Linked DNA regions of Homo sapiens: region 2 is linked to region 1. The links are chromatin loops, found by intact Hi-C in ENCODE. Cell type or tissue: Caco-2. All regions are shown on one strand. Links, peaks and the distances in the headings refer to the core of each region. The heading gives the core; the rest is flanking DNA.

Region 1 (4,402 bases), core at 176-4,175:
GGCTTGAGGTACATCACTGAACCCCTGCTATAGCATTCGTGGGTGAATGTATAGGTTTCAGAAAGATACCTGCAAATGCGTACGTCCAAGGTACAGAACCCCAAATGTAGGATTACTTCCTTCCTTCCCTCTTTTTTGAGTGGAGAATTAAAACTGACCCCACACTCCAAGGGAAAGACAGGCTCTTCTGGAGCCATGGTAACAAATAACTGCCAGAAACAGTTTAAATGCATTTAGTTAATCACTACCAATTCTTCTCAGTGAATATGCTTCTGAAAGTCAACAAATCATTGATAGTCCATGCTTTGGAAAGCCAGGCAATCAGAAACATACTTCCTTCAATAAACATGGCAGCCAATTAACAAGTATCTCAATCCGACAACCATGCTTCCATATAGGGTAAAAGCCCACTTAAGCCTTAGGAATTTTAAACATTAGTGCACTTTGTGTTTCCCAAAACCCTGAATAAGATCAGCAGTCTTCTCTGCTCAAAGAACATTGTGCCTGAGGGGTCTAGCTCTGTCTCAATATGCTAAGTAACTAATTGAGCTTTGTCTTTTGTTAAATATTAAGTAATATTTTCACCATTCTTTAACAGATTGAACTGAACTACTGTCAGTCAATAAGTGGTAGTTCATGTTATAATTGAGGTAATGCAAAGGATCAGATTGTCAAGCTGTACTCGACAGAAATCAAAGATATTACCCAATAGTAAATTTACTGACAATTGCAAGGATACAAGTAATCCCGAGGTACAGATAAAGAAGGGAGATATCCTGTCAATGCAGATTTCTAGTCCCTTTCTCTCCTTAGCTTAGCATGTGATGTCTCTAAGTAATACACATGGGATACAATATTTACACAGAAGAGAGCCTCTTCTGTCATGAAACATTTCCATTTTATATACAGATAGTTACTTTGCACATAAAATATTTTCCAGGAAACCATTATCCATACATGCTAGATTTGTTTACTATAAAGAATTCTAGAGAACTGAGCATTCACAGGTAAGAACCTTTCCTCGAGCAAGTAAAAATTACTTTGTGGGTGTGTCCTCCTACTACAATGTCACCAATCACCAGGAAAAACAAAAAGGATTGTAGACCTGCTGCTCAATCCTTTTCTTGAAAATTATTATTGAATATTAATAACATTTTAGAATAATAATAAAATGGTAAAATGAAACATTTTCTTTTAAAAGTAGAGTTTTTTTTTAGCCCTTGTTATTAAAATTAGTATTTAGAGATAACTTTCCTAAAATAAAAGCAAACATTATGGAATAATGGGACACTGAGACAACTTCTGATTCCCCTGACAGTATTTAAACCAAAATGGGAAATAGAGTCTGTTGATAATATTACAGCACTAAACACCCTAAAACTTAAGCTAAATAGTGAATATGACGCATGTTTTAAAAATGTTCTTCGATATACTATTTAGAAGAAAAATCAGTTAAACCTGATTCTTTATCCTTAATCAAAACTCGCCATTGCCCGATCTCATAAGAACACATTGCATTATGTCCTATACCTGATCATGGAGTTACTCAGATTTATCTGAATTAGGTCACCCAAGACCAGAGAATGAATAAAAATGGATTCCCACATCACAGATGCCAAGTGTGGTAGCTCATTTTCAAGATGGCTGCCAACAATTTCTTCTCTCTAAGTACATTCTGCTTCTTAAATCTGTAGGAGGCCTAATTTTCACTTCCTCTCATGAATCTGGGATGGGACTTCTGACACTAAGTCATAAGAAACCTTATTATAGTTTCTCCCTGATCCTCTTGGAATTTTTGCTTTTGAGTTGCTCCCTCTGGAAGCCCAGATATTGAAGGGGTGGCCTGCCCCTCCACACCTGTGGGTGTTTCTCGTCAGGTCAGACGAGAGACTGAGAAAAGAAAGAGACACAGAGACAAAGTATAGAGAAAGAAAAGTGGGCCCAGGGGACCCACGCTCAGCATATGGAAGACCCATGCAGGCACCGGTCTATGAGTTCCCTCAATATTTATTGATCATTATCTCTACCATCTCAGAGAGGGGGATGTGGCAGGACAATAGGGTAATAGTGGGGAGAGGGTCAGCAGGAAAACATGTGAACAAATGTCTCTGTGTCAAAAACAAGGTTAGAAAAGGTGCTGTGCTTTGATGTGTACACACATAAACATCTCTGGTGCATTAAAGAGCAGTATTGCCGCCAGCCTGTCTCACCTCCAGCCTTAAGGCGGTTTTCTCCTATCTTAGTAGATGGAACATACAATTGGGTTTTACACCGAGACATTCCATTGCCCAGGGATGAGCAAGAGACAGATGCCTTCCTCTTATCTCAACTGCAAAGAGGCCTTCCTCTTTTACTAATCCTCCTCTGCACAGACCCTTTAAGGGTGTCAGGCTGGGGGACCGTCAGGTCTTTCCCTTCCCACGAGGCCATATCTCAGACTATCACAGGGGGGAAGCCTTGGACAATACCTGGCTTTCCTAGGCAGAAGTCCCTGTGGCCTTCCGCAGTGTATTGTGTCCCTGGGTACTTGAGATTAGAGAGTGGTGATGACTTTTAACAAGCATACTGCCTTCAAGCATTTGTTTAACAAAGCACATCCTGCATGGCCCTAAATCCATTAAACCTTGAGTCAACACAGCACAAGTCTCTGCGAGCACAGGGTTGGGGGTAGGGTTACAGATTAACAGCATCTCAAGGCAGAATTTTTCTTAGTACAGAACAAAATGGAGTCTCTTATGTCTACTTCTTTCTACATAGACACAGTAACAGTCTGATCTCTCTTTCTTTTCCCCACAAGATATCATGGTGTGAGAAGTCCAAATTACACGGATAGTCCATGTACAGGTGCTCTAGGTGACAGCCTGTTATTAGTCTGCTCAGGATTGCATAACAAAATACCATAGACTAGTTGGCTTAAATAAAATAAATTTATTTTCTCATAGTTCTGGAGGCTGGAAATCTGAGATCAAGGTGCCTGTATGGTTGGGTTCTGTTGAAAGCTCTCTTCCTGGCTTGCAAAGGCCACCTCTCACTGTGTCTTCACCTTGCAGGGAGAGAGAGAGAGAGGAAAGAGAGAGAAAGAGAGGAAAGAGAGAGAGAGGAAAGAGAGAGAAAGAGAGGAAAGAGAGAGAGAGGAAAGAGAGAGAAAGAGAGGAAAGAGAGAGAGAGGAAAGAGAGAAAGGAGAGAGAGAGAGAGAGAAGAGAGAGGGAGAGGAAAGAGAGAGAGAGGAAAAAGAGAGGGAGAGTGTTAGATATGAGTTCTAAATTTCTTTTCAAAGAATCAATATGTCAGTATGTTCAATTCTTCGCCTTCTACTTTTAAACTTCCTCATAAAGCAACCTTTTTTGATTACCTGCTCCACCCTGACTCATTTCAATCATCTACTCCACCCTGACTCATTCCTGTTACCTTCTGCACCCTAACTCATTCCGATTATCTGCTATGTGCTCCACCCTGACTCATTCTCCACCCTGCATAAGCATTTTTCCCGCCAAACCACTCACCCCGTCACTCTCTTTAAATTAGCCAGTCGGAATTAGTTTAGCCTGTGTGGTCTAACGCTAGCCAATAGGGGAACGACACAGCAGCAGGGCCCACATGCGTCAGGGTAAGAACCTCTTTCCCTCCCTTGTCCAAGTGTGCGCTCACCATTGCTTCATCTGTAAGGGCACACACTTCTATAGAAGTACCTTGCCTTGCTGAGACTTGCAGCACTGAAACTTTATTTATAACAGAAAGAGAAAGAAAGAAAGCACTCAGGTGTCACTTCTGGGGGTAATGATCCCATACTACCCAGGGCCCTACCCTCATGAAATCATCTAAGTATAATGATCTCCCAAAGCATCCATCTCCAAATACCATCATGTTGGTGGTTAGGGCTTCCATACATATACTTTGGGGGACACAAACATTCAATCCATAACACAGGCCTCAATGAGTTTCCATCTCATAGATAGCATTAATTTCCATTATGGGAATAAGCAATCTTTAACATTCAGCCCAGTCAGATTTCAGATGACTGTAGCCCCAGCAAGCATTTAACCACAACTGCATAATAAATTCCAAGCTAGAACCACTCAACCAACTGGAGTCAATATACAGAACCAGGAGTAATAATAAATTGCTTTATGACACCAAGTCTTGAGCTGGTTTATTATGCAACAAAAGCTAATCTGAATAGAAATTAGCACCAGAAGTTGAAGTGTTACCATAACAAAAACTATAACGTGGCATTGTTTTGGGACCAGTAGGAGAGCAGTAGTTGAGAGTGTCTTAGGAGACTCAGTGAAGGCTGATGACGGCGAGATTTTGTAACTGAAGTCTGGAGAAAAGAGAGGATGCCCATTATGTAGTGGCCTGAAAGTCTGGCAAAACTATTGACTGCAGTAATGTTGCAAAAAT
Region 2 (4,402 bases), core at 302-4,301, 99 kb after region 1:
TGGTTTTGATGACCTTGATAGTTTAGAGGAGTAATTATCAGGTATTTTGTAGAAGGTCCCTCAAATTGGTTTTGTCTGATGTTAGTCTCTTGGTTAGACTGAGGTTATATGGTTTTGGAAAGAAAACCACAGAAGTAAAGTAGGATTTGCATCACGTTATCTTGAGATTACATTCTATCAATATGCATTACTACTGTTGATATTAACTTTGACACATGGTGGTGGTAATGTTTGCCGTGTTTCTTCATTGTAAAGTTATTACCCCCTTTCCATACTCTACTGTTTGGAAGCAAGTCACCGTGTGACCCACATTTAAGGAGCGCGGGGTTATGCCCCACCTCCTTGAAAGGGGATATACACATAAGCTGGAGTTTTTGTAACCATGAGATTTTTCTCTTTTCTTCCATGTATTCAAATTTTTATTTATATTAGTATGGATGTTTATTATGTATCTTTATAATTAAAAATATACTATAGGCTACAATATAGCAATACATTATTTTATTGCTCACATTGTTCTATCTTTGACTACTGGAAGCTCTTTCAGTTGGCTCCTGTGCCACTTTGATATACCTCCATGCTCTTAGTTTTGAGGACTGCTTTACTTTCTGGTGCTATGAGATGCTCAAGACTCATATTGTATATTTCCTCTCCCAGTCCTTGAATTAGCCATGTCTCTAAGGAGCACCGGTCCTTTTACTGGACAATAGTATCAGAAATCAAGATTTGAGCACTGGGTTCACATCACATTTATCGTTGAATGCTAGTCCTAGAATATCCATGAGAAAAGCTCTGTCAATTATTCCTAATAGTTTCACCAAAATTGTATCTATGTATATAATACATAGTCTCACCAAAATTATACCATAATGTATATTATACTCAAATTTTGGATAGATTATAAAAACAAGAGATCTTTTCTATGAAATGAAAATATTGTTCATTTTGAAGGATCATTAACACAACATAAATATACAAGGCCAATATTGATTGCTGCAGTTTAAATCCTTAGGAGAATCCACATTTTTGTGATGCATATCAATATTTTCTCAAAGATTGAAAAACTACTTTCAGCGATTTGTGCTATGATGACTAAAATTTTCCCTCTTAACACTAGAGAATGTACTTTTTTCTGAGATTTCATGGCAGTATTTTTGATTATATACACTACCACTAAGGTAAGGAGAAACAAATTGAAGATATAAAACAGACACGCTCAACATCACTAATGATCAGAGAAATGCAAATCAAAACCACAATGTGATACCACCTTGCTCCTGCAAGAATGGCCATAATCAAGAAATCAAAAAATAATAGGTGTTGATGTGCCTGTGGTGAAAAGGGAACACTTCTACACTGCTGGTGGGAATGCAAACTAGTGTAACCACTGTGGAAAACAGTGTGCAGACTCCTTAAAGAACTAAAAGTAGAACCACCATTTGATCAAGCAATCCCACTACTGGGTTTCTACCCAGAGGAAAATAAGTCACGAGATGAGATTGTCTTTTCTTTTTTTTTTTTTGAGATACGAGTTTCACTCTTGTTGCCCGGGCTGGAGTGCAAAGGCGCAATCTTGGCTCACCACAACTTCTGCCTCCTGGGTTCAAGTGATTCTCCTGCCTCAGCCTCCTGAGTAGCTGAGATTACAGGCATGTGCCACCACACCCGGCTAATTTTGTATTTTCAGTAGAGATGGGGTTTCTCCATGTTGGTCAGGCTGTTCTTGAACTCCTGACCTTATGTGATCAGCCTGCCTCAGCCTCCCAAAGTGCTGAAATTACAGGTGTGAGCCACCACGCTTGGCCAGAAGTCATGAGATTTATACAAAAAAAGATACTTGCACATGCATATTTATAGCAGCACAATTTGCAATTGCAAAAATATGGAAACAGCCCAAATGCCCATCAATCAACAAGTGGATAAAGAAATTGTGGTACACACACACACACACACACACACACACACACACACACAGAGGCTTGGAGCAAACACAGTTTGTGGGTAATTAACATTGTTGACTCCCCGGGTAGAGAGCAGTCCTGAGCACCTGAGCACGAATGATCAAAGGTTGGTTTCTGGATAAAGGAGTCAACAAAGGTATCTAGATAAGTTACTTTACATTCTCTTGTTATCTAACCTTTGCCCTCAGACTCCAGATAAGAGAATCAGCTGTCTTCAGCCATAGTTCTCTCTTGAAGCTTTTGCAAAACCTCCCGGCCTTCCAGGAAGGTTTGCATCTTTCCCTGTAACTTTTTCTTATAACTCTTCCCACCACCCTGACCAATCTCCTATATAGTTATATAAAAAATATAGAAAGCTTATTTATTTACTGCTGGTTTAGACTCTGTCATCAGTAAATGCCTTTTTCTTACCTTGCCTCTGTTTCCCATTATAAGAGAAGAGAAACAAGCATTACTTGCTTATTTGCTTTAGTGTCTTTCTTATTCAAAGTGTTTCTTAAGGTTCAATAGTTGTAACTTTTAAAGATGAATAAATGGATGTCTAGCACTGCCTTTGATGCCAAAAGAGCGTCATTTGAATTAAGATACCACTCGGTAAAAGTGTCTATTTTCTTTAATTTTATACTCAGAAAAATGGAAATATAAATTCAAATGTGTAACCCTGTCCTCTATAAAATGAAGATGAATTAATCATGAAATGATTTTTCAAGTCCCGTCTAGTTTTTAAAATTTAGTAAGTCTACAGAGACACTTAAATGTAATGGTTACATATTCTGTTAAGGATTCTGCAGTCATTATAAACGTGGATATTTTCAGAACAAATAAAGAAAAATTCAGTTTTTCACTTTATACGGGCCACAGTGACATGGGCTATGTCACTATCTCCTTTGCAAAGTTGAAATATGTTTCAAGAGTTTAATCTTACTAATTGATTTAGGAGTTTGAACTTACTGACTTATTTGTCGATTTACTGTTGATTGCTTTTGCTCTCTAGTGGCTGAAGATTTGAGAATCAGCAACATCTCAAGAAGGCAGAAAAAATACTATTATAATAAGATAGGGATATGATTACAACAGAAATAATTTCTCTCATTTCTTTTATTACCATTTCCCTACTGCCTCTTAGACCTATTATGAACTGTTTTAGAGTCTGTGTGTTGTATCCCAGCACTCATTTCTCATGATCTCTCCTGATTTCTTATGTGGTTTCCTAGTAGATATTCCAAACATAAATGTAGAAATCTGCACCAAAAACCAAAACGCAGCATTGTATATTGATTTGTGTTTTAAGAGAGACCTGAATTTACCCAATTCTGATGACCAATCATTATTTTACAGTAGAGAAAGGTATTCAGATATTCGTTTTTTGTATTCTGATGAAATGTTAGTTTATTGAGAGGCATAAGGAGAACTCAAGAGATGTCTATTTTAATTGAAGGGAAAAAACCTGAAAAGAATGAGGGTTGAAAGAAAGGCAATAATCATTATATGCTTAATCTCCCATCCAAAAGGGAAGAAATATATATGAGTTCTCATTTCAAGATGCATGTTGTGCGGAATCAAGACCATTTTTGGTTTTTAAGTTTCTGTGGATAAAGGCTGAGAAGAGAAAAGGAAAAAACAGATTTTTACAGTGCCTATGATATCCTTAGAAAATCGACTTGCTTTACAAAAAATAAAATTATAAACACAGCCTCTAAAATATATCAATTATATATATAATTAGAATTATTATTCAGTTTGCTAAAAAGGTGATTCTTTCATTTGCAACAACATGGATGAAACTGGAGGATGGCCAGGCAAGGTGGGCTCATGCCTGTAATTGCAGCAGTCAGATCACCTGAGGTCAGGAGTTCGAGACCAGCCTGGCCACCATGGCAAAACCCTGTTTCTACTAAAAATACACAAAAACATTAGCTGGACGTGGTGGCGGGTGCCTGTAATCCCAGCTACTCAGGAGGCTGAGGCAGGAGGATCGCTTGAACCTGGGAGGCAGAGGTTGTAGTGAGCCGAGATCATGAGATCATGCTACTGCACTCCAGCCTGAGCAACAGAGCCAAACTCCCTCTAAAAAAAAAAAAAAAAAAAAAAAGAATCTGGAGGACATTATGTTAAGTGAAATAAGCCAAATATGGGGGGAAAAAAACCATACTGCAAAACAACAACAAAAAAACGTTGAGTAGATCGAAACAGAGAACAGAATGGTGGGGGTGGGGTGGGAGTGGGAATGGGAAGATATAGGTCAAAGGGTACAAAGTAGCAGTAATGTAGAATGAACGAATGTAGAGAACTAAAGTACAGCATGATGTCTGTTGTTAATAATATTGTATTATATTGTATTGTATGTTGAAAATTTTTCAAGAGGTAAGTATTTGAGATAATATACATGTTACATTGTTTACCTCCAGTAATTATTTCACTGTGCGTATACACCAAAACAT

What was found. Hi-C counts contacts between places; a loop is a spot of excess contacts. Peaks named below come from ENCODE experiments on the same cell type or tissue, not always from the same donor. Only the 100,000 strongest peaks of a DNase experiment are listed, where the experiment ranks them.
Region 2: a loop joins it to region 1, with 9 times the contacts of the local background. A loop is called at or near these places in 1 of 110 quality-filtered maps.

Annotation. Positions count from the first base shown.
Region 1 is chr4:159,974,657-159,979,058 of GRCh38, forward strand. All of the region lies in intron 2 of LOC107986324 (a long non-coding RNA gene), which reads left to right. Among named protein-coding and RNA genes, the nearest start is that of LINC02233, 200 kb to the left of the region's middle. RefSeq lists an enhancer at 2,112-2,894. In Caco-2, for the core only: no CTCF peak of the experiment used is centred there; a DNase peak (open chromatin) is centred at 2,555.
Region 2 is chr4:160,073,966-160,078,367 of GRCh38, forward strand. No RefSeq gene overlaps it. Among named protein-coding and RNA genes, the nearest start is that of LINC02233, 300 kb to the left of the region's middle. In Caco-2, for the core only: no CTCF peak of the experiment used is centred there; a DNase peak (open chromatin) is centred at 2,046.